Linked DNA regions of Homo sapiens: region 1 is linked to region 2. Evidence: read pairs that join two places in POLR2A ChIA-PET (ENCODE). Cell type or tissue: PC-9. All regions are shown on one strand. Links, peaks and the distances in the headings refer to the core of each region. The heading gives the core; the rest is flanking DNA.

The links. Peaks named below come from ENCODE experiments on the same cell type or tissue, not always from the same donor. Only the 100,000 strongest peaks of a DNase experiment are listed, where the experiment ranks them.
Region 1: POLR2A ChIA-PET joins it to region 2 with 10 read pairs; 1 of 35 experiments calls an interaction of 5 or more read pairs at or near these places.

Annotation. Positions count from the first base shown.
Region 1 is chr10:97,703,348-97,713,026 of GRCh38, forward strand. No RefSeq gene overlaps it. Among named protein-coding and RNA genes, the nearest start is that of MARVELD1, 5.5 kb to the right of the region's middle. In PC-9, for the core only: a CTCF peak has its summit at 6,332 (motif pointing right); a DNase peak (open chromatin) is centred at 6,314.
Region 2 is chr10:97,834,046-97,845,421 of GRCh38, forward strand. The region is part of intron 1 of GOLGA7B-DT (GOLGA7B divergent transcript); the gene reads right to left. It overlaps LOC107984260 (a long non-coding RNA gene), which reads left to right. Exons shown (of 3, transcript XR_001747563.2): 2 at 6,780-6,889; 3 at 7,355-7,387. Among named protein-coding and RNA genes, the nearest start is that of GOLGA7B-DT, 10 kb to the right of the region's middle. RefSeq lists enhancers at 5,829-7,028, 7,529-8,471. In PC-9, for the core only: a CTCF peak has its summit at 6,176; a DNase peak (open chromatin) is centred at 6,296; H3K27ac peaks cover 1,491 bases.

The DNA of each region.
Region 1 (9,679 bases), core at 3,559-8,558, 130 kb before region 2:
GAAGAAATGTGCAGGATATCATATAGCTGGGAAGTTATATGTTCCAGTTACAACTACTGCATAACAACTTATGCCCCAAAACTTAGTGGCATAAAACAACCATTTTAATACACTCATGGGTTTTGTGGGTCAGGATGTTTTAAAATGTCCTTGAGATTTTGGGTTTATTTAGGAATGGTAAGCCCAACAGCTCAGGAGATGACTACATTGAAAATATAGTTTGTTACTCACAGTTCCCATGAGGAGCAGGCACCCCACACCACACAGGACACATGGGGAAGCACCAAGGTTGGCCAGGAGGCAGAAGGAGCAAGGGAAAGCATTGCGGGTTTTTTGGGAAGCAATGGGTAAGGCAGAGTAAACAGGCTAGGTAGGTTTAGGATTGGATACTCTGAATAATTCCAGTGGGCTCTGGGGTATAGGGACTGTCTCTAATTGCCCAATACCTGGGCCTGGGATGATTGAGGCAGAGGAATATCGCCTGGTGGAGTGTAAGAGCCAGATAGAGGAGGCGGTTCAGAGTATGGACTCAGGGTTGGTTGGTTTGCAGGTCAAAGGCACGCTTACAAGCAAGTTGTTCGCCATCTCCAGAATTTAGCTGGCGTAGCTGGGTGCAGGGACTCATAATCCCAGCACTTTGGGAGGCTGAAGGGGAAGGATCGCTTGAGACCAGGAGTTCAAGACCAGCTTGGGCAATATGGTGAGACCTCATCTCCACAAAAAAACAAAAAATAAAAAATTAGCCAGGCATGGTGGTGCACACTTGTAGTCCCAGCTACTTGGGAAAGTGAGGCAGGAAGATCTCTTGAGCCCCAGGAGTTAGAGGATGCAGTGAGCTGTGTTTGCACCACTGCACACCAGCGTGGGTGACAGAGCAAGACCCTGTCTCTCTAAAAAGAAAGGAAGGAAGGAAAGAAGGAAGGAAGAAAGAAAGAAGAAAGAAAACAGAAGAAGAAAAATAAAAATAAATTAGCTGGCTCTGGAGGGGGCAGTCCCTTCCCTGATCTGCCAGGCCTCAAGATGGCAAAAATACATCTTAAAATACAGAAAATAAAATAAATGCATTATAAAATACAGAAACAAACAAACAAACAAACATGATCACTACACAGGAATTCAGCCAGAGCACAGCAGGAGGGGCTTGTTTCTGATCCACAATGTCAGGACTTCAGCTGGGAAGCCTTGAATGCTGAGGTTGACTTGATAGCTGGAGGGGCTGGAATAATCGTTTCTTATCCCTTTGGTGCCTAGCCTGGGAAAACCTGAAGACTAGAACTGTTGACTGGAGTGCTTCAGTGGCTTCTCAATGTGACCAGAAGCATGGTGGCCTCAGAATAGCCAGACTTCTTCCATAGTGGCTCAGGGCTTCAAGTGTATTTTTATTTTGGCAAATAGGGCAGAAGCTGCATTGCCTTTTTTTTTTTTTTTTTTTTTTTTTTGAGACAGGGTCTTGCTGTGTCATCCAGGCTGGATTGCAGTGGTGTGATCTTGGCTCACAGCAACCTCTGCCTCCCAGGCTCAAGCGATCCTCCCACCTCAGCCTCCCAAGTAACTGGAACTACAGGGTCACGCCACCACACCCAGGTACATTTTTTTTTTTTTTTTTTTGTATTTTTGTAGAGATAGGGTTTTGCCATGTTGCCCAGGCTGGTCTCGAACTCCAGCCTGGTCAGGGCGATCTGCCCACCTCAGCCTCCCAAAGTTCTGGGATTACAGACATGAGCCACCATGCCCAGGCTGCATTGCCTTTTTTGACATGACCTAGAAGAGATATAGTGTTGTTACTGCCATTAGTTACAACTGAGTCATAAGCCTGCCCAGATTCTGGAGGAGAGTCACAGAATTTCCAGCTATTTTTTAAAACCCACCCATGTGGAACTAGGATTCAGATTCTGGCAGTTTGGCTCCAGGCCCTCCTTGCTTAACTACAGGGTCAATGTAAGGCACAGAAATCTGTTTAAGTTTGCCCAGGAAGTGGGGAGAAAGGTACTGTGAAACTGAAGTGTGTTCACTGCTATGAAGTCCAGCTGAATGACCTGGAGCAAGTCACAGGCAGCTATTTTCTGTCTCTCACTATCCCTCGTCTCTGCATATCTGCCTGTGGTAGTTAACTTTATGTGTCAACTTGACTGGGCCATAGGATGCCCAGATATTTGGTCAAATGTGATTCTGGGTGTTTCTGTGAGGGTGTTTGTGGATGAGATTAACATATACATTGGTAGACTGAAAGCCAATTGCCTCCAATTGTGGGTGGGGCTCATCCAATAGGTTGAAGGCCTGAATAGAATACAAATCAGCCAGTTTACAGGCTGTCGTGTGGGGTAAGGAGGTCATGCAGATAAACACTCAGCACAGAGCATCATCCAACACTAGCCCAGCCCTTGGGGGCCATTCTCCTGCATTAAAGCTCCTGCTGCCGGGCTCAGTGGCTCATGCCTGTAATCCCAACGCTTTGGGAGGCTGAGGCGAGTGGATCACCTGAGGTCAGGAGCTCGAGACCAGCCTGGCCAACATGGTGAAACCCCATCTCTACTAAAAATACAAAAATTAGCGGGGCGTGGTGGCAGGCGCCTGTAATCCCAGCTACTTGGGAGGCTGAGGCAGGAGAATCACTTGAACCTGGGAAGCGGAGGTTGCAGTGAGCCGATAACACACCATTACACTCCAGCCTGGGTGACAGAGTGAGACTCTGTCTCAAAAAAAAAAAAAGGAAAAAAAAAAAAGAAAGCTCCTGCTGTGGTTAGGATAGGGAGTTAGGGGGCAAATCCCCCATTCCAGGGGCTCTCTAGCATAGCAGGGGAGACATGGAAATAACAGACAGAGTCAGGCTCCCAAGTGCAGATCTTAGGGACTGCAGCAACCACACCCACTCTCATGGTCTCTTGCCTGGCCCCACTCACTCTTGGGGCCTCTTGCCCAGCCCTCTACCTCCTGACCCTCCCCACAAAATCGGGACCATTCTCTTTCCTGCCATTCAGGGGCAGTCCTCTGATGTTTTGTCTCACCCTAGACCAAGGCTGAAGCCTCAGATATAGGCAGTGGTGAAAAGATCCGATTTGGAATTTCTATTTCTACTAGCTGTGTGACACTGGATGAGCCACATAACCTCCCTGTGTCTTGGGCTCAGTTTCCTCATTTTAAGGTGAGGATTTTTTTGTTTTGTTTTGTTTTTGTTTGTTTGTTTTGAGATGGAGTTACGCTCTGTCTCCCAGGCTGGAGTGCAGTTGTACAATCTTGGCTCAGTGCAACCTCCGCCTCCTGGGTACAAGCAATCCTCCTGCCTCAGCCTGCCTCCTGAGTAGCTGGGACTACAGGCATGCGCCACTGCCTGGCTAATTTTTTTTTTCCTTTTTGATGGAGTCCCACTCTGTTGCCCAGGCTGGAGTGCAGTGGCGTGATCTCAGCTCACTGCAACCTCTGCCTCCCGGGTTCAAGCAGTTCTCCTGTTTCAGCCTCGCAAGTAGCTGGTACTGCAGGCGCACGCCACAACACCCGGCTAATTTTTGTATTTTTAGTAGAGATGGGGTTTCACCATGTTGGCCAGGCTGGTCTCGAACTCCTGACCTCAGGTGATCTGCCTGCCTCGGTCTCCCAAAGTGCTGGGATTACAGGTGTGAGCCACCGCCCCTGGCCTAAAATGAGGATGGTTTTAACAGTTCCTACTTCACAGGGCTATTGTAGGAAGTAAATGAGACAAATGCAGACAGCACCTGGCATAGTGCCTGGCACAGAGTAGGTGCTCTGCAAGTGTTAATTATTACTGTTGAGCCAGCCCCAATTCTATCCAAAGTGGGACTGTCAGAGCAGTGCTGATTACCCAGTCTGTCCTGGCTCAGGGCGTCCAATCACTCAGATGCGGCCCCACTTTCCCCCAGAGTGTGGTCTTCGGGGGTTTGCACATCCCCATCATGGGTCCCAGCAAGGGCACCTTCAGCACCTCATGGGCAGCCTCTTGATGGCATGGCCTCAGGAGCACCTACCATAGTTGCCAACAATTACTTAGCCTAAGGGTCCCAGCCTTGCCAACCAGTGTCCTGGGTGGCTTCACACAAAAGTAAGTCTGGGTGGTTTGGGGTCTGATCCTGGCCGGTGTTCCCTGAGGGGTGAGGGCTGAGTTCTGCCAGAGTCAAATGCCTTCACCAGGTCTGGACTGTGAAGGTCAGATCAGGTCCGGACCGTGGCCCCTGACCCCTGCCGCTGCAAACAACTGTCCAGAGTCCAGGCTGCCTCATGGCTCAGGCAAAGGCCCAGGTACTCCCTGGGGGCTGGATCAACAAGCTCAAGAGCCACCCAGAGTCCCAGCCAGCACCTCCCAGAGGTGACCTCACTGACTACTCCAGTAGCCTCTGTTCCGACAGCCCGGTGGGAGCCATCCTGGGAACAGGCCAAGAGGAGGGAGCCTCTTGGCCCAGAGATGTGAGTGCGTGTCCTGGGCCTGGCTCCACGGTGCTCCTGAACAGAGCCCCCTGCCCTACAGCTCCAGGGAACTTCCTGTTTGGGTGCCATCCTGATGGTGTCAAGAGTATTGTGGTAACACACCATATTGTGTGTCAGGAGACCTAAACTCCCATCATCAATGAGCAGTGTGACCTGGGGCAAGTCGCATCCCCTCTCTGGGCCTCAGTTACTCCCTCCATAAAATGAGAAGCCTGGAGCAAATGATCCTTAAGGCCTCTTCCAGCTCAGGCATCTAATGGTAGCATACTGCCAGGTACACAGTAGCTGCTCAGGGAATGGTTAGTAATTTAATCATAAGATTCAAGGCAGGATTCCACAGTTCCTGGCACCCATCTGCTTTCTTGCTTTGCATTTTGCCTCTGCCATTAGCAGATTTGTGTCCGGTGTCAGCCCAGGGCCTGGCATATAATAGATGTTAAAAAAATGTGAGCTGAGTCTATATATGCAGTACTTTTACAGTAGCCTAGAGACAGAACAGGATCTGACTGTGAACTGCAAGTGCTGATCACGGGGTCACAGCATGGGCCACACATTTCTTCTTGTTACAAGTTTCTGGCCTTCCTTTCTGGCCAATTGAAAGTCATTGCACTGAGGCTTAGATAATCAACCAAGCAGCACTACCCTGTTCCCTGAATAGTGCAGGCACTGCTTTTGCTCACACTGTTCCTTCTGCCTAGAACACCTGTCAGGGGCTGGGATGTTACTCCACCAATAAGCTAGCCTGGTGTTGTTTCTTAGATGCTGGTAGGAGACACAGGATTCCTGAGACACAGATAAAGCAGCCTGATCATCCTAGTTATGTCTGTTCCCCTTGTCCTCAACTCTCACGGGAACAACAACAGAGGGGTGCAGGTGGACATTACACCTGCAGTGTTTGTGACACAGCTGAGAAGCACTGAACTTGGGGAACCCACCACTGTTGCCACCACCACCACCACCTTTTTTTTTTTTTTTTTTTGAGGCAGAGCCTTGCTCTTTTGCCCAGGTAGAGTGCAGTGGCATGATCTCGGCTCAGTGCAACCTCTGCTTCCTGGGTTCAAGCGATTCTCACACCTCAGCCTTCCGAGTAGCTGGGACTACAGGTGCGTGCCACCACACCAGGCTAATTTTTGAAGTTTTAGTAGAGATGGGGTTTCACCATGTTGGTCAGGCTGGTCTTGAACTCCTGACTTCAGGTGATCTGCCTGCTTCGGCCTCCCAAAGTGCTGGGATCACAGGCATGAGCCACCACGCCTGGCCACCATCATCATTTTTATTGTAAGCAAGCCTGCTCTTTGGGAGATGTTCCCTTATCTCTTAAGGTTGCTGGCTGCAGACACGACCCTGAAGAATGGCAGGGGAAAGAGCAGTCATAGCCTTGCATTCATGGCACGCCCAGCAATAACATCCAGCCATGCTCTGGACCCATGGCGGGGGACCGCTCCCAGCAACTCTGGTCTCCTACCTCTGCTGGTCGAAGTTCTATCCGGCCTCCAGTGACAACTTCTGCTGAAAGATTCCCCAGCTCTCCCCTCACATACTCTCTCCTTCCCTTTTGTATTTCCTTAGAACCCTCATCTACACCTCTCTTTTGTGTCCACAGTGATCCCTCCCCTACCAGCAGAGTGCAAACGCTTTGAGGGCAGAAGTTGGTCCTTTTCATTCCTGCTTTCCACATCCAGATTGTTTGCAGCTAGCAGGTGCCTAGACCATATTTGTTGAGTTGGACGGAATCATAATTTTTCTGCATGTTATGCTTTTTCCAGAGAGTCTGCTGGACCGCCCCGTGGAATGTGAAAACATTCCAGAGGCTAAAAATATCGCCCCAAAGCCGCTGCAGGAGCTTCCTTGTAAGGGGTGATGTGACTCCAGAGGCTGGAAGTTTATGTTCACCAGGTGGCGCTCTGACTCTCAAGTTTCCCAATGCCTTTTTTAGAAAGGAAGGATTATGTTCCCTCTTTTAAAGTTTGTTCACTTAGGTCCCCCCCTCACATTAATTCCCTGTCACCAGCCCAGCACCCAGATTCGGATCCCAGCTGCCCATCTGAGCCTACGCCCTATTCAAGACCGGCATCTGGAGGGCACTGAGGATGTCCCCCCAGGGCACAGAAGGATGCTAAGGGATGCTGAGGGGAAAGCCCTGAAACTGGGATCTGAAGACCTAGGTTTGAGTCCCAACAATGACACTTACAAGTTGTGTTTCTTTGGGCAAGTCACTTAGCCTTTCTGGGTCCCTGTGAGTGTAGTCAAGAATAAAATGTGGAGATTATATAAACGCACTTTAAATTTGGTGTGGAGTCAGCTCCCCTGGGCTGGTGTTTGAGGTTTCACCACCTTCCTATGAACATGGTCAGCTTCTTTTTTTTGAGATGGAGTCTTGCTCTGTTGCCAGGCTGGAGTGCAGTGGTGTGATCTCGGCTCACTGCAACCTCTGACTCCCTAGTTCAAGCGATTCTTCTGCCTCAGCCTCCCAAGTAGCTGGGACTATAGGCGCATGCCACCATGCTGACTAATTTTTTAATCTTTAGTAGAGACAGGGTTTCACCATGTTGCCATGTTGGTCAGGTTGGTCTCAAACTCCTGACCTCATGATCCGCCCGCCTCAGCCTCCCAAAGTGCTAGGATTACAGGGGTGAGCCACCGTGCCCAGCCATGGTCTGCTTCTTTAACCCTGTAAGCCCCAGTTTCCCCATCAGCAAATCAGAAATAGATATAAAAATAACAATCATTTTATAGGGTTGTTGTAAGGATCAAGTAAAACAACGAATAGAAAGTGCTTGTCATAGTGCCTAGAATACAGTAAGCATTCAATTAATAAAAATCACATGTATATTGGCCAGGCATGGTGGCTCAAGCCTGTAATCCCAGCACTTTGGGAGGCTGAGGCAGGCGGATCATGAGATCAGGAGATCGAGACCATCCTGGCTAACATGGTGAAACCCCGTCTCTACTGAAAATACAAAAAATTAGCGGGCGTGGTGGCGGGCACCTGTAGTCCCAACTACTCGGGAGGCTGCGGCAGGAGAATGGCATGAACCCGGGAAGCGGAGCTTGCAGTGAGCCGAGATCGCGCCACTGCACTCCAGCCTGGGAGACAGAGCGAGGTTCTGTCTCAAAAAAATAAAATAAAATAAAATAACATGCGTATTATGAATCCCTGGCCCCTAAAACAGTGCCCAGCATTTAATAGGTGCTCAATATCTATTTGCTGGTAACAGGATTTTACAGATGAGGAAACTGAGGCACAAAGAGCTCAAGCCTACCCTCCCTGCAGGTTCCAGCACTAAGGAGTAGTGAAGCAATGATTCATAGCCAGGCAGTCTGACTCCAGGACCTGCACCCGTAGTCTCTATACCATGCTGTCGCACACAGACAGAGGTGTCATACATCACCATTTGTTCATTTAAAATATGCATTCAAGCCTGTAATCCCAGCACTTTGGGAGGCCGAGGCAGGCAGATCACTTGAGGTCAGGAGTTCGAGACCAGCCTGGCCAACATGGTGAAACCCCGTCTCTACTAAAAACACAAAAATTAGCCGGGTATGATGGTACACGCCTGTAGTCCCAGCTACGTGGGAGGCTGAGGCAGGAGAATCGCTTGAACCTGGGAGGCTGAGGCAGGAGAATCGCTTGAACCTGGGAGGCTGAGGCAGGAGAATCACTTGAACCTGGGAGGTGGAGGTTGCAGTGAGCTGAGATCCTGCCACTGCACTCCAGCCTGGGTGACAGAGTGAGACTCCATCTCAAAAAAAAAAAAAAAGAATATATATATATATATGCATTTATATATATATGCATTATATATATAAATGCTTACATATATATGCATTTAGGCCAGGTGCAGTGGCTCATGCCTATAATCTTAACACTTTAGGAGGCCGAGGAGGGAGGATCATTTGAGCCCAGGAGTTTGAAACCAGCCTGGGCAAGATGGCAAGATTCCGTCTCTATTTTTTTTTAATACATTCAGAGCCTTCTCCAAGTGGGCTGAGTTGGCAGTGAGAGCATTACCCGCTGAGAAGCCACATAGCTTTTCTCTCCCAAGGGGAGCCAGCCTGCTGGAAGAGGACCTGCTCAGCCAGGCCAAAGGCCAGAGGACTCATCTTATGACCGGGAGATGAAGACTAGCTCTGCAGCGTGGGGTCAGCTGTAGGTCTGAGGCATGCACTGTCCCCAGGGTAAGAGGGGCACCCTCAGTTCCATTGCTGCCCCTGCAGCCACTCAGTCATCTGCTCCACGTATTTTACTCAGGGTCTCCTATGAGCCAGGCACAGGCAAAGATGGATAAGACATGATATCCAATAGTTATGATGTAGCCGACTCAACACTGCTGCAGAGGGATGGTCCAACTGGGGGCCTAGAAGAGCAGCCTCAGAGGCTGGACCAAAAGGAAGCAGCATTTAAACTGAGCCTTGAAGGATAAATAGGAGTTTTGCTGTCAAGTGGGGTGTGGGAATGAGGGCATTCTGAGCTTACTTGGGAAATTTGGAAAGGATTAGTGGGTTGTATGCTGGGTGACAGCATGGGACAGGGAAGGAAGTGGCAAGCCAGGAAGTTGGAAATTGGTTGGGGACAAATTGTGAAATAGGCCACACAGAAGAGACAGCTTCTGTCCTGTCTCAGTAGGGGAAGCAGTGTAACAAACATCAGGTCTGTCTTTTAGAAAGATGTCATGACCTGGCTTGGTGGTTCACGCCTGTAATCCCAGCACTTTGGGAGCCAAGGGGGACAGATCACTTGAGGTCAGGAGCTCGAGACCAGCCTGGCCAACATGGCAAAGCCCTGTCTCTACTAAAAAAAATACAAAAATTAGCTGGGTGTGGTGGCACTCGCGACTGTAGTCCCAGCTACTTGGGAGACCGAGGCAGGAGAATCACTTGAGGCCGGGAGGCGGAGGTTGCAGTGAGCAGAGATTGCTCCACTGCCCTCCAACCTGGACGACAGAACAGTACTCTACCCCACCGCCCCCCACCCCCCCCCCCACAAAAAAAAGGAAAAAGAAAAAAGAAAGATGCCATGGGCACAAAGGTTGAGCATGAAGGAGAGAAGAGAGACTGGTGGTAGTTACCAGCTTCCTGGTCTGAACCCAGGTAGGCTTCATTCCTCCTCAGCAAAATGAGGGGAGTTGCGTGTATCTCTGTGGTTGTTTTGAGGGTTAAATGAGAACTCAGGTAAAGCGGTGGCACGGAATAATAATAATGTAAAGCATCGTTAGCCTCCATCACAGGCAGTTCGGCCTAG
Region 2 (11,376 bases), core at 3,465-8,464:
TCCAGTGCATTCTTCAAAGCAGCCATTTTTTGTCTTTGCCAAGGTTAAGGTTACTCTCTCCTCTTCAGAGTCTGTTTCCAGGCCCACCCTCTACCCTTCTTGGCTATGGCAGAAAAGGATGCAGCCTTCCTTCTCTCTCAAGCCTGGGCTCTTTTCTCTCTAATGTAGGAGCCTACTTCTCCCCTTCATCCCCATCATCTCCAGTGTCCCCATATTTATGATTTCCAGATTTCATAAATGAGTAGTGTGGTAGGTAGTGTTGGTCACATATCCAATCTCTGGCTATGTTCAACCTCTTCTTCCTTGCCTTCCTCTTCCTATAGAGTCTGAAAATGCTGGAGAGCTTCCTGGCTGCCCTTGCAACTAGACATGGCCATGGGACCCGGTTCTGGTCAATATGATACAAGGGCATGTTTACTGGGAGGCTTCTGAGAAAGATTTATCTCCCTGAAAAAAGGAAGTAGGTTCTCCCTCCTTCTGCCTGCCATGGATGTTTATATATGAGAACATGATGTTTGGAGCTGCAGCAGCCACCTTGCAACTCTGGGCAGTAAGTCCGAGGACAAGAAGCCAATGTGCTCAGGATGTAGAGAAAGGATGAAAAAGGCCTGGATTCTTAGGGACACTGGGGGCCAGTGAGCTCATTCTGGAGCTGCCACCCTATAGACTGCTTGTTATGTTAATCAGATGTCTTTATTGCTCAAATGATGTTCATAGGATAATCTATTTGCAGCCCCAAAATCCTGACTTTGGCCTTTGTAGTGATTTCTCTGTCTTGCTTTTTCTGTCATTCTGTTCACTGTACTTTTTGTACAGTGTACATCCTGTTCTTTTTGTACTCCAAATCGCACTCTCTAAAGACTCAGTAATGTAATTCCTGCCAATCCAGTTCCTCCTGAACTTTCTATAATACCTGACACTGTTCATCCACCTTCTGGAGGGCTTTTCCCTCCTGGGCTTCTGTGATGCTCCAGGGTCCAGGATCTCCAGCTGCCATCGTCTTTTTCTCCTTACACTGACTTCTTCTCTCCATGAGCTACTTTTGCTGAACACCTGCTACAGACCAGGAGCTGAACATGGTTCTTTCCAGAGGTCATTTTACTCCCTACAAAGCTCCTGTGACTTCGGTATTATAATTTCCACTTCACAGATGTGGAGCCTAAGCTCAGAGATGGTAATTAACTCATCTACAGTGATGGAATTAGTAAGTGACACAGCTGGGATTTGAACTGAGGTATCTTCAACCTCAGTTGAAGATCTTGCCCAAGGCTAGACAGCCAGTCTTTCTCATAGCCCTTTTTAACCCTCTCCTGAGGTCAAATGACACATTCTTATTGTATTAGGCCATTCTTGCATTGCTATAATAAAATACCTGAGACACGGCCTGGCACAGTGGCTTGTGCCTGTAATCTCAGTACTTTGGGAGGCCAAGGAGGGCAGATTGCCTGAGTCCAGTAGTTCAAGACCAGCTGGGCAACATGGTGAAACCCTGTCTCTACAAAAAATACAAAAATTAGGCAGGTGTGGTGGCTTGTGCCTGTGGTCCCAGCTATTCAGGAGACTGAGGTGGGAGAATCATTTTTTCCTGGGAGGTTGAGGCTGCAATGAACCATGATAGCACCACTGCACTCTAGCCTGGGTGACAGAATGAGACCCTGTCTTAAAAAAATACCCGAGACTGGGTAATTTATAAAGAAAAGAAGTTTAATTGGCTCACAGTTCTTCAGGCTCTACAGGAAGCGTGGTGCTAGCATCTGCTTGGCTTCTGGTGAAGCCTCAGGGAGCTTTCAATCATGGTGGAAGGCAAAAGGGGAATAGGAATGTCACATAGGTGCCATACACTTTTAGACAGACAGATTTTGCAAGAACTCACTCACTACTGTGAGGACAGCACCAAGAGGATGATGCCAAACCATTCATGGAAATCCACCCCCATGGTTGAGTCACCTCCCACCAGGCTGCACCTCCAATACTGGAGATTACAATTCAACATGAGATTTGGGTGGGGACAAATACACAAACGATATCACTCATTGCATCAATTCTATAGAGCCCTCCCAAGTTTTTCCCAGTCTTTTTTTTTTTTTTTTTTTTTTTTTTGAGATGGAGTCCCTTCAGTCCTGAAAAACCACGAATGCTTCTCCTCTCCCCTTACATCTGCCATGTGTAATTCTCACCTGGTCTGCCTTTGTGGTTTCTGACCACAGCATCTTCCAGCCATGGAGATGGATGGGTCGTCCTTCATTCTTTTGTCCACCCCTCCCTTCTCCATCTCATATACTCAATCAGAAGCAGCAGCCCTGGGTGACCACACTGAAAATGTTTCTTGCATCTGTCCCTTTGTCCTCACTCCTAGGCCATGCCCCATGCCCCACCACCTGGTCCTTCCCCTTCTCATCCACCCCCAAAACTGCTTCCAGATGGATGGTTCCAATACATTGCTTTCCTGATGCCCTCACATGCTCCCATTGCATATATGGCCCCGTCCTGGCTTTCATGGCCCTTCATGATCTGGCTCCAGCATTGGTTCTTGACAGAGTAGTTCAAATCCACCAGCATGGGCTGCTGTTTCCAGACATATCTTCCCCTTTCTTAACTTCCAGCTGCCCACTCTCCACCCCCACACTGTCTAGCATCTTCCTTCCCTAAGCATAAAACACCTCATCTTTCGTATCTACCTCTAGTCCTATGGGTGAGGGGAAGACTTCTGTTACTAGACTGCTGGGATCTCTCCCTGCTCAGCTTTCCTATAACTCTTGCTGTCTCTATAGGTCCCTGGGGCACCTGTTAGATGCTCACTTTGTCATGGTGTCTAAGCCAGATTTCCCAGACAAGACCATACAGTTCTTTATGATTGGAACGATGCCTCTCCCTATCTCAACCTTGGGGAACTGAATGGAGATGTTCCCTTTCCTGTAAGTCAACTCAACTGCCTATATAAATATTAACTGAGCATTTACTATGTTCCAGGTTCTATTCTAGGCACTGGGAATGCAGATGAGGAGACAAAGTTCCTGCCTTCAGGAGTTTATGGTGTGATAGGGAAGACAAACAAATAAATTGTAGAAAGTATGACTTATTATGGGGAAAGTATAGGGTGCTCGTAATAGGGGTACACATGACCAAGGCCAAAGTGACAGGAAAGCCTTAATCCCAAGGAAGGAAATTGTAAATCGAAACTAGAAGAGGTTTAGCCAGGTGAAAAGGCAGGTGAAGAGCAAGGAATGTTCCAGGTAGAGCACATGTGAAAGCTCAGAAGTGAGAGAGCACAGCACATTTGAGAGAGTGGAAAATCAGTCTACTCTGGCTGTGGCTGGCATGGAGTGTGTGTAGAAGAGAAGTGGTGAGAAGGGCTGGGGGTGGTGGTGTGTGGGGGCCAGATGGGCTGGACACAGGAGAGAGAGGAGTCCTGGGTGTTGTAGTCTTGGTGAGGAGGGATGGCACTTTTTTTTTTTTTTTTTTTTTTTGAGGTGGAGTCTCGCTTTTTCACCCAGGCTGGAGTGCAGTGGCACGATCTCAGCTCACTGCAACCTCCCCTTCCTGGGTTCAAGTGATTCTCCTGCCTCAGCCTCCTGAGTAGCTGGGACTACACGTGCACACCACCACACCCGGCTACTTTTTGTATTTTTTATAGAGATGGGGTTTCACCATGTTGGCCAGGCTAGTCTGGACCCTTAGCCTCAAGTGATCCGTCTGCCTCGGCCTCCCAAAGTGCTGGGATTATAGGCGTGAGCCACCGCGCCTGACCCCAGCACTTTTTAGCCAAGATAACTTTAGGTCCAGGGGAGTATCAGGAGCCCAGCAGGAGGAATAGATGACGTGGAGGCAGGGAATGGTGAAATGGCTGCTAGAACTCGGAAGACTATGGAAATGTTCCAATTGCCGGAACTTGCCCTGTGACCTGGGCAATGGTCAGGAATTCCAAAACCTCTAAGGAGTTTACCAGGCAAAGCATGGTAGGATAGAAACCATGAGAGAGATGTCTAGAAAGTCCTGTGTTTGGGAGTGGGATGGTTCAAGAAAGGCTTCCTGGCCCTGATGGACTTCAAGATGCGTCTGCAACATGGGACTGATAGTGCTGGGCATCGGTGTGGTGAGAATGGTGTTCTCTCCTTCCCGCCAGTGCCCAGAACAGTACCTGGAACATAGGAGATGCTCAGTCCTAGCCTGTGGCTAAGAGCTTCTGGCTCTGGGGCCTCTGGTGGCCCAGTTACCCCTGGGACCTCTGGTTCTCCTTTCCACAGCAGCAACTGACCTTGGGAGAGTGAGGTTGGCAAAGGCCATTTCCTCATCATTCATGTCCTTCCCAGTCTCTACCAAGCTAAGCAAATAGCTACTTTCTTTCCAAGGTAATTGGACCAATTTGTCCAAACATGGAAAGCCAATAAGTGGGTCTGAACTGAAGTCTTTATCTATTATGGCACCACACCTATTGTCTAGAAATTTGTATCATCTACAAAATAAAATTTTCATTTATACGCCCTCCCACAGAACAAATCAGATATAAAATGATTGATTCTAACAGTATCTCAAAGAAGCTCCCTTTCCAGAGAACTCTGCTTTAATCAATTCAACAAATATTTATTGAACCAGACATTATTCTAGGCATTTGGGATACATCAGTGAACATAGCAAAGATCCTTACCCAAGCTTGCAATTTAGCAGGCAAGACAAACAGAAGACATAATAAGTAAATTATACAGTTTTCTAGAAAAGGTGATGAGTGCTACAGAAAAGGATTAGAAGGGGGACTAAACAGAGAGTTCTGTTTTCCATAAGCCAACCTACCTGAGTGGGAAGGAGGATTGGGAAGGACGGGAGGGAAGGAAGAGATAGGACACAACTTCTGTGTTTTACTGCCCGCATAAGCCTTTGTCCCTGGTTGGAATTTTAAACTAATTGCATGTATTACTTTGATAAAAATTAAGTTTAAATAGTGACATAACTATATTGGGAGGGGAGGGCAGCGGTGTGACCCAAGTTCTCTTCTGTCACTGAAGAAAACAGGACAGTTTCTAAAGTGAATAAATCATAGAAGTACCGGTATATAGGTCAGGCGTGGTGGCTCACACTTGTAATCACAGCACTTTGGGAAGCCGAGGCAGGCGGATCACTTTAGGTCAGGAGTTCGAGACCAGCCTGGCCAACATGGTGAAACTCTGTCTCTAATAAAAATACAAAAATTAGCCAGGCTTGGTGGCACACACCTGTAATCCCAGCTACTAGGGAGGCTGAGGCAGGGGAATCACTTGAACCCAGGAGGTGGAGGTTGCAGTGAGCCAAGATCACACCACAGCACTCCAGCCTGGGCGACAGAGCGAGACTCTGTCTCAAAAAAAAAAAAAAAAAAAAAAAAAAAGTACAGGTATATCATTAGAAAGTAAAGATCATTATCAGAAGAATTTAAAACAGAAACCACGAAAAGAGTGAAAAGTCATTTCTTCTAGAGGAAAGAAGACAGAGTGGGAAGGCTCAGGACAGAGCTGGTGGGGGACTCTTGCCTTTTTAAAATAAGTCTTGCTGTATGTTTGGGTTTTTAAAATCATAGGCATGTGTTACTTTAATGATTAGAAAAAAATCTGCTGAGCCCTTGAGGGGGTCCACGGTGATGGGAGGTGCCTTTGGGACTTCTGCAGGGAGTGGAGGGTGGTAGAGCAAGCAAGTTCTGCCGCATTTCCTCCAAATCCACTTTCTTTTATTTGTTTTATGTATCTGACTTTCATGCGAGACTTTGAACAAAGGGTTCTGCAACTAAAATTGGTTCGAACTCTATGATCCCTTTTGGCTCTCGTAATTAATGATGCTTTATAAGCACCTGTTACCCTTTGTGCTCATGTCTATTTACTTCCTGAAATAATTTCCTTAATTTAGCCAGAAGCCTTGCAATCTGCCCCCAGTTGGCTATGGTTTGAAATGATTGGTGAGTTTGCTGCCAGTTTGCTCGGTGTAAAAGTGAGACCTTGCAGTAGGTCATTCCTGATTGCTACTTCAGAGGGCCTCTGGAGCCACTGTTAGAACAAAGGTCCGGTGGGCATTCTGTCTGGCCTCCAGCACAGTGGCTATTGTAACAACAGGTAAACATTTTGGCCAATAATTCCCCAATGTCATCTCAGTATCTGCAGTCTCTCCTGTGCAGCTGTGAATCTGCTTATAGAATCTACTTATAGAACCTTGCCTCCCACTCCACTTCCTGGAGATGGGGAAGAGAGAGAGAGAGAGAGAGAGAGAGAGAGAGAGAGAGAGAGAGACTATGAATGAAGTTAGGAAAGGGAGGGAGGGAGGCAACTCCCCTTTCGCTTAGTCACCTCCTAGTGACTCCACTTCCAAACATGTGTCATAGTCAGCCTGCCCTTGTTCTATTTTTAGGGCAGGTCCACTCCATTCATGTTTCTGGGGCCTCTGCAGTTGTTGCTGTGTCTGCCTGGCAGCTGCTTTCTTGAATTTGAGGTTCCAGAGGTTTTGTGTTTCCAGGCACCTTTCATGCATCCTTGCCTTTGCACACTGTTTTTCATCTGGTGTCTGGGGATCTGACACTAATCCCTGAAGGCCAAGCTCAAATGCCACGTAGTTAGTAAGACCTTTCTGGGCCCCCAACTGTGGAGAATCTGTCTCCACCTTAGCACTTATCACAGACCCTGGCCATCACTTGATTATATTTTGTGTCCTTAGGGGGTTGGAAACATCCCATGGTCATCTCTCTGAGGCATACAGTGGGTGCCTAATTAACTACTTGCCGAGTGAAATGAAGCATGTTTGCCGATATCTCTTCTATGCTTTAGGAAATCCCACTGGGCCTGGAAGAAATGTCAGTGTGGGAAGATCTCTCTCAAGGCATCACCATAAATCTTTTCCTGTTTTCCTCTTGAAAGACAAGATTTGGAAAAGTCAGGTAACATCTAGAGAAAGCCTCTAATAGCCCTCTCCCTCTCCCTCTCCCTCTCCCTCTCCCTCGCCCTCTCCCCTTTCCACGGTCTCCCCTCTCCCTCTCTTTCCACGGTCTCCCTCTCACGCCGAGCCGAAGCTGGACTGTACTGCCGCCATCTCGGCTCACTGCAGCCTCCCTGCCTGATTCTCCTGCCTCAGCCTGCCGAGTGCCTGCGATTGCAGGCGCGCGCCGCCACGCCTGACTGGTTTTCGTATTTTTTTGGTGGAGACGGGGTTTCGCTGTGTTGGCCGGGCTGGTCTCCAGCTCCTAACCACGAGTGATCCGCCAGCCTCGGCCTCCTGAGGTGCCGGGATTGCAGACAGAGTCTCGTTAACTCAGTGCTCAATGGTGCCCAGGCTGGAGTGCAGTGGCGTGATCTCGGCTCCCTGCAGCCTCCACCTCCCAGCCGCCTGCCTTGGCCCCCCACAGTGCCGAGATTGCAGCCTCTGCCCGGCCGCCACTCCGTCTGGGAAGTGAGGAGCGTCTCTGCCTGGCCGCCCATCGTCTGGGATGTGAGGAGCCCCTCTGCCTGGCTGCCCAGTCTGGAAAGTGAGGAGCCTCTCTGCCCGGCCGCCATCCCACCTAGGAAGTGAGGAGCGCCTCTTCCCGGCCGCCATCCCATCTAGGAAGTGAGGAGCGTCTCTGCCCGGCCGCCCCGTCTGAGAAGTGAGGAGACCCTCCGCCTGGCAACTGCCCCGTCTGAGAAGTGAGGAGCCCCTCCGCCCGGCAGCTGCCCCGTCTGAGAAGTGAGGAGCCCCTCCGCCCGGCTGACACCCCGTCTGGGAAGTGAGGAGCGTCTCCGCCCACACCCCTTCCGGGAGGGAGGTGGGGGTCAGCCCCCGCCAGGCCAGCCGCCCCGTCCGGGAGGGAGGTGGGGGGGGTCAGCCCCCCGCCCGGCCAGCCGCCCCGTCCGGGAGGTGAGGGGCGCCTCTGCCCGGCCGCCCCTACTGGGAAGTGAGGAGCCCCTCTGCCCGGCCGCCACCCCGTCTGGGAGGTGTGCCCAGTAGCTCATTGAGAACGGGCCATGATGGCAATGGCGGTTTTGTGGAATAGAAAAGGGGGAAAGGTGGGGAAAAGATTGAGAAATCGGATGGTTGCTGTGTCTGTGTAGAAAGAAGTAGACATGGGAGACTTTTCATTTTGTTCTGTACTAAGAAAAATTCTTCTGCCTTGGGATCCTGTTGATCTATGACCTTACCCCCAACCCTGTGCTCTCTGAAACATGTGCTGTGTCCACTCAGGGTTAAATGGATTAAGGGCGGTGCAAGATGTGCTTTGTTTAACAGATGCTTGAAGGCAGCATGCTCGTTAAGAGTCATCACCACTCCCTAATCTCAAGTACCCAGGGACACAAACACTCTGCCTAGGAAAACCAGAGACCTTTGTTCAGTTGTTTATCTGCTGACCTTCCCTCTACTATTGTCCTATGACCCTGCCAAATCCCCCTCTGCGAGAAACACCCAAGAATGATCAATTAAAAAAAAAAATAAATAAATAAAATAAAATTAAGCCAAATTGCAATCTAAAACTAACTTTTTTTAAAAAAATGTTTTAATGGGAACAGAAATGTTAAAACTCACAGTAGAACAGAATTTTAAAAATAGTAATTTTAACAATAAATTTGTTTTCATAACCATAAAAAAAAAAGAAAGCCTCTAATATTTGGATGAATTCTATCTGGGAAGGGAGAATTATTGCCACCATTTTACAGATCAGAAATCAGAGGCTCAGAGAGATTGAGACTTGCTAATGATTACATAGTAAATAGGAGAGCCAGAGGTTGAAACCTATGTCATCTGACTCCAGGGATGCCGTTTCCTACCACATACTTCCTAGTAGTCTCCGCAATGTGCCATGAGATGACATTGTTTAAGGCTTTCCAGACCACAATTTCCCCCTCAAGCATTCATGCAATTGTTTTCCATCCAGACCCAAGTGCTGAGAATTTCCTCGTCTCCCCTGCTTTTTCTTCATCTCCCTGAGGTTTGCTAGCTCTTTCCCTGGCTTCTCTGCCGTCTGCAAGAGTTCGTTTTTCTCTCATCTCTTTCCAGCTATTATGATTTCCAAATCTTTCAGTTGGTTTCTTTTTCCGGCTGTGGTCCTTTATGGGGAGGCTTTCCAATGCAGCCGCAGATTGGAGGATGATAACACTGAATGTTAGTGGATCTTCTTTGATGTTATTTTGTGGGTGAACTCATTAATTTATGATAAAAAACATCAAAGAGCTAGGCTCTTGCATAGGACTAGGTTGTCCCAAGGCAGCTGGATAATAATGATTAGTCAGATTAAATCTCAAAGAGCTCTCTGCCTCAAATATAGGAGTTAAAGTCCAGATGACTGCATTTGGGAACATCCCATCCTCTAGCATCTCATCACAGCCTTGAGTCAGCCCAACATGGAATGCTGCCCACTCTGAATGTGGGTCTCTCTCTGTGGCTTCCACTTTGAGGCCTCTAAGACTTGAGGTCTGTTGAGATTGTTACAACCCTGGAGGCAATGTAGGGGAAATAGGGTGAGGCTGTGAAAGCCTCTTTCCCACCAGAGGAGCTAGATATTAAAAGGGATCATTTGTCCTTGCATGAGTGATCTCAAAGCTCTCTATAGACTCTAGTCCTGTGACGTCAATGGGGAGAACTCTCTCTGGGCTAAGTGCCAGCTCCATGCTTGGCACGGAGCAAGCTTTCTATAGGTACTGGCTGAATGATGGACCAAGCTTTCTAGAGGTAATGGTTGAATGATGTGTGAAAAGCCGTTGGCTAGTTGAAGGGGAGCAGGAGTGGAGCTCAGGTTTTTCTTTATGTGACAAAACCTCCTAACCAGCTCCCATCTGTGGCCATTTACTGTGTTTTTTTTTATTGTTATACTTTAAGTTTTAGGGTACATGTGCACAATGTGCAGGTTAGTGACATATGTATACATGTGACATGCTGGTGCGCTGTACCCACTAACTCGTCATCTAGCATTAGGTATATCTCCCAATGCTATCCCTCCCCCCTCCCCCCACCCCACAACAATCCCCAGAGTGTGATGTTCCCCTTCCTGTGTTCATGTGTTCTCATTGTTCAATTCCCACCTATGAGTGAGAATATGCGGTGTTTGGTTTTTTGTTCTTGTGATAGTTTACTGAGAATGATAATTTCCAATTTCATCCATGTCCCTACAAAGGACATGAACTCATCATTTTTTATGGCTGCATAGTATTCCATGGTGTATATGTGCCACATTTTCTTAATCCAGTCCACTGTGTTTCTTTCGCCTCTGTGGGAAATTGTCTGTGCTCCTCTCCTGAGCCATCCCCTCTCTGTTTGCCCTGTGTCCCATTCTCTGCTGGCCTGTTAAGGGCTTGCTCCTGCAATTAACCCTCTCTTTTCTGAATCATCAGTGTTTCCCTCTCTACTAGATGATTCCTGTCAGCAGACAAACATGCCCTAATGTCTTCCCTCTTGAAAGGAAACTCCCTTGCTTCCATGTCTCTCTCAGACCCCCATGCTAGTCTTTGCTTCCCTTTGCAGGAGAAAGAATTGTCTACACTCTCAGTACCTCTCCTCTCTCTCCTCCATGCTAACTCTCAAACCCACTTTAATCAGGATCTTATCCCTGCACCACTAAAATGGCTCTTGTCAAGGTCACTGGCGAACCTTCTTGCTGCCAAGTCCAGTAGTCATTCCTCAGTCCTCATCTTATTCCACCTGTGAGCAGCATTCAACATGGCAGGCAAGGCTCTCTTTCCAGCCTTCTTTGCTTGGCTCCAGGACACCGCCCTCTCTTGAATCTCCTCCTACTTCACTGGCCCCTCTTCTCAGTCTTTTGTCTTCCAGCCTGTCAGTGACCAAGTGTCCTGAATCAGTTCTTGGACAGCTTTTCTAGCTATGCCTACTCGCTCGATGATGTCTCTAGTCCCATGGTTTTAAATGCTATCCACATACTGAAGGGTCCTGAAGTTATATCTCCAACTCCTCATCCTCCCTTATAATTTGCTTATAACATGCACATCAAACTTCAAACCTAAGTGAACAAAACACAACCAAAATGCTGTGTTCTCTATCCCTTCAGGCCTGCTCAGTCCCTAGTCTTCCCCTCTCAGTAGATGGCCACTCCTTTCTTCTGATGGCTCAGATCTCAAGACTTAGACTCATCTTTGACGATCTCTTATTTATTTATTTATTTTGAGACAGAGTCTTTCTCTGTCCAGGCTGGAGTGTAGTGGCACAATCTCGGCTCACTGCAACCTCCACGTCCTGGGTTCAAGTGATTCTCCTCCCTCAGTCTCCTGAGTAGCTGGGTCTACAGGTGTGTGCCACCATGCCTGGCTAATTTTTGTATTTTTAGTAGAGTCAGGGTTTTGCCATGTTGGTCAGGCTGGTCTTGAACACCTGATCTCATCTCAAGTGATCCACCTGCCTTGGCCTCCCGAAGTGCTGGGATTACAGACATGAGCCACCATGCCCGGC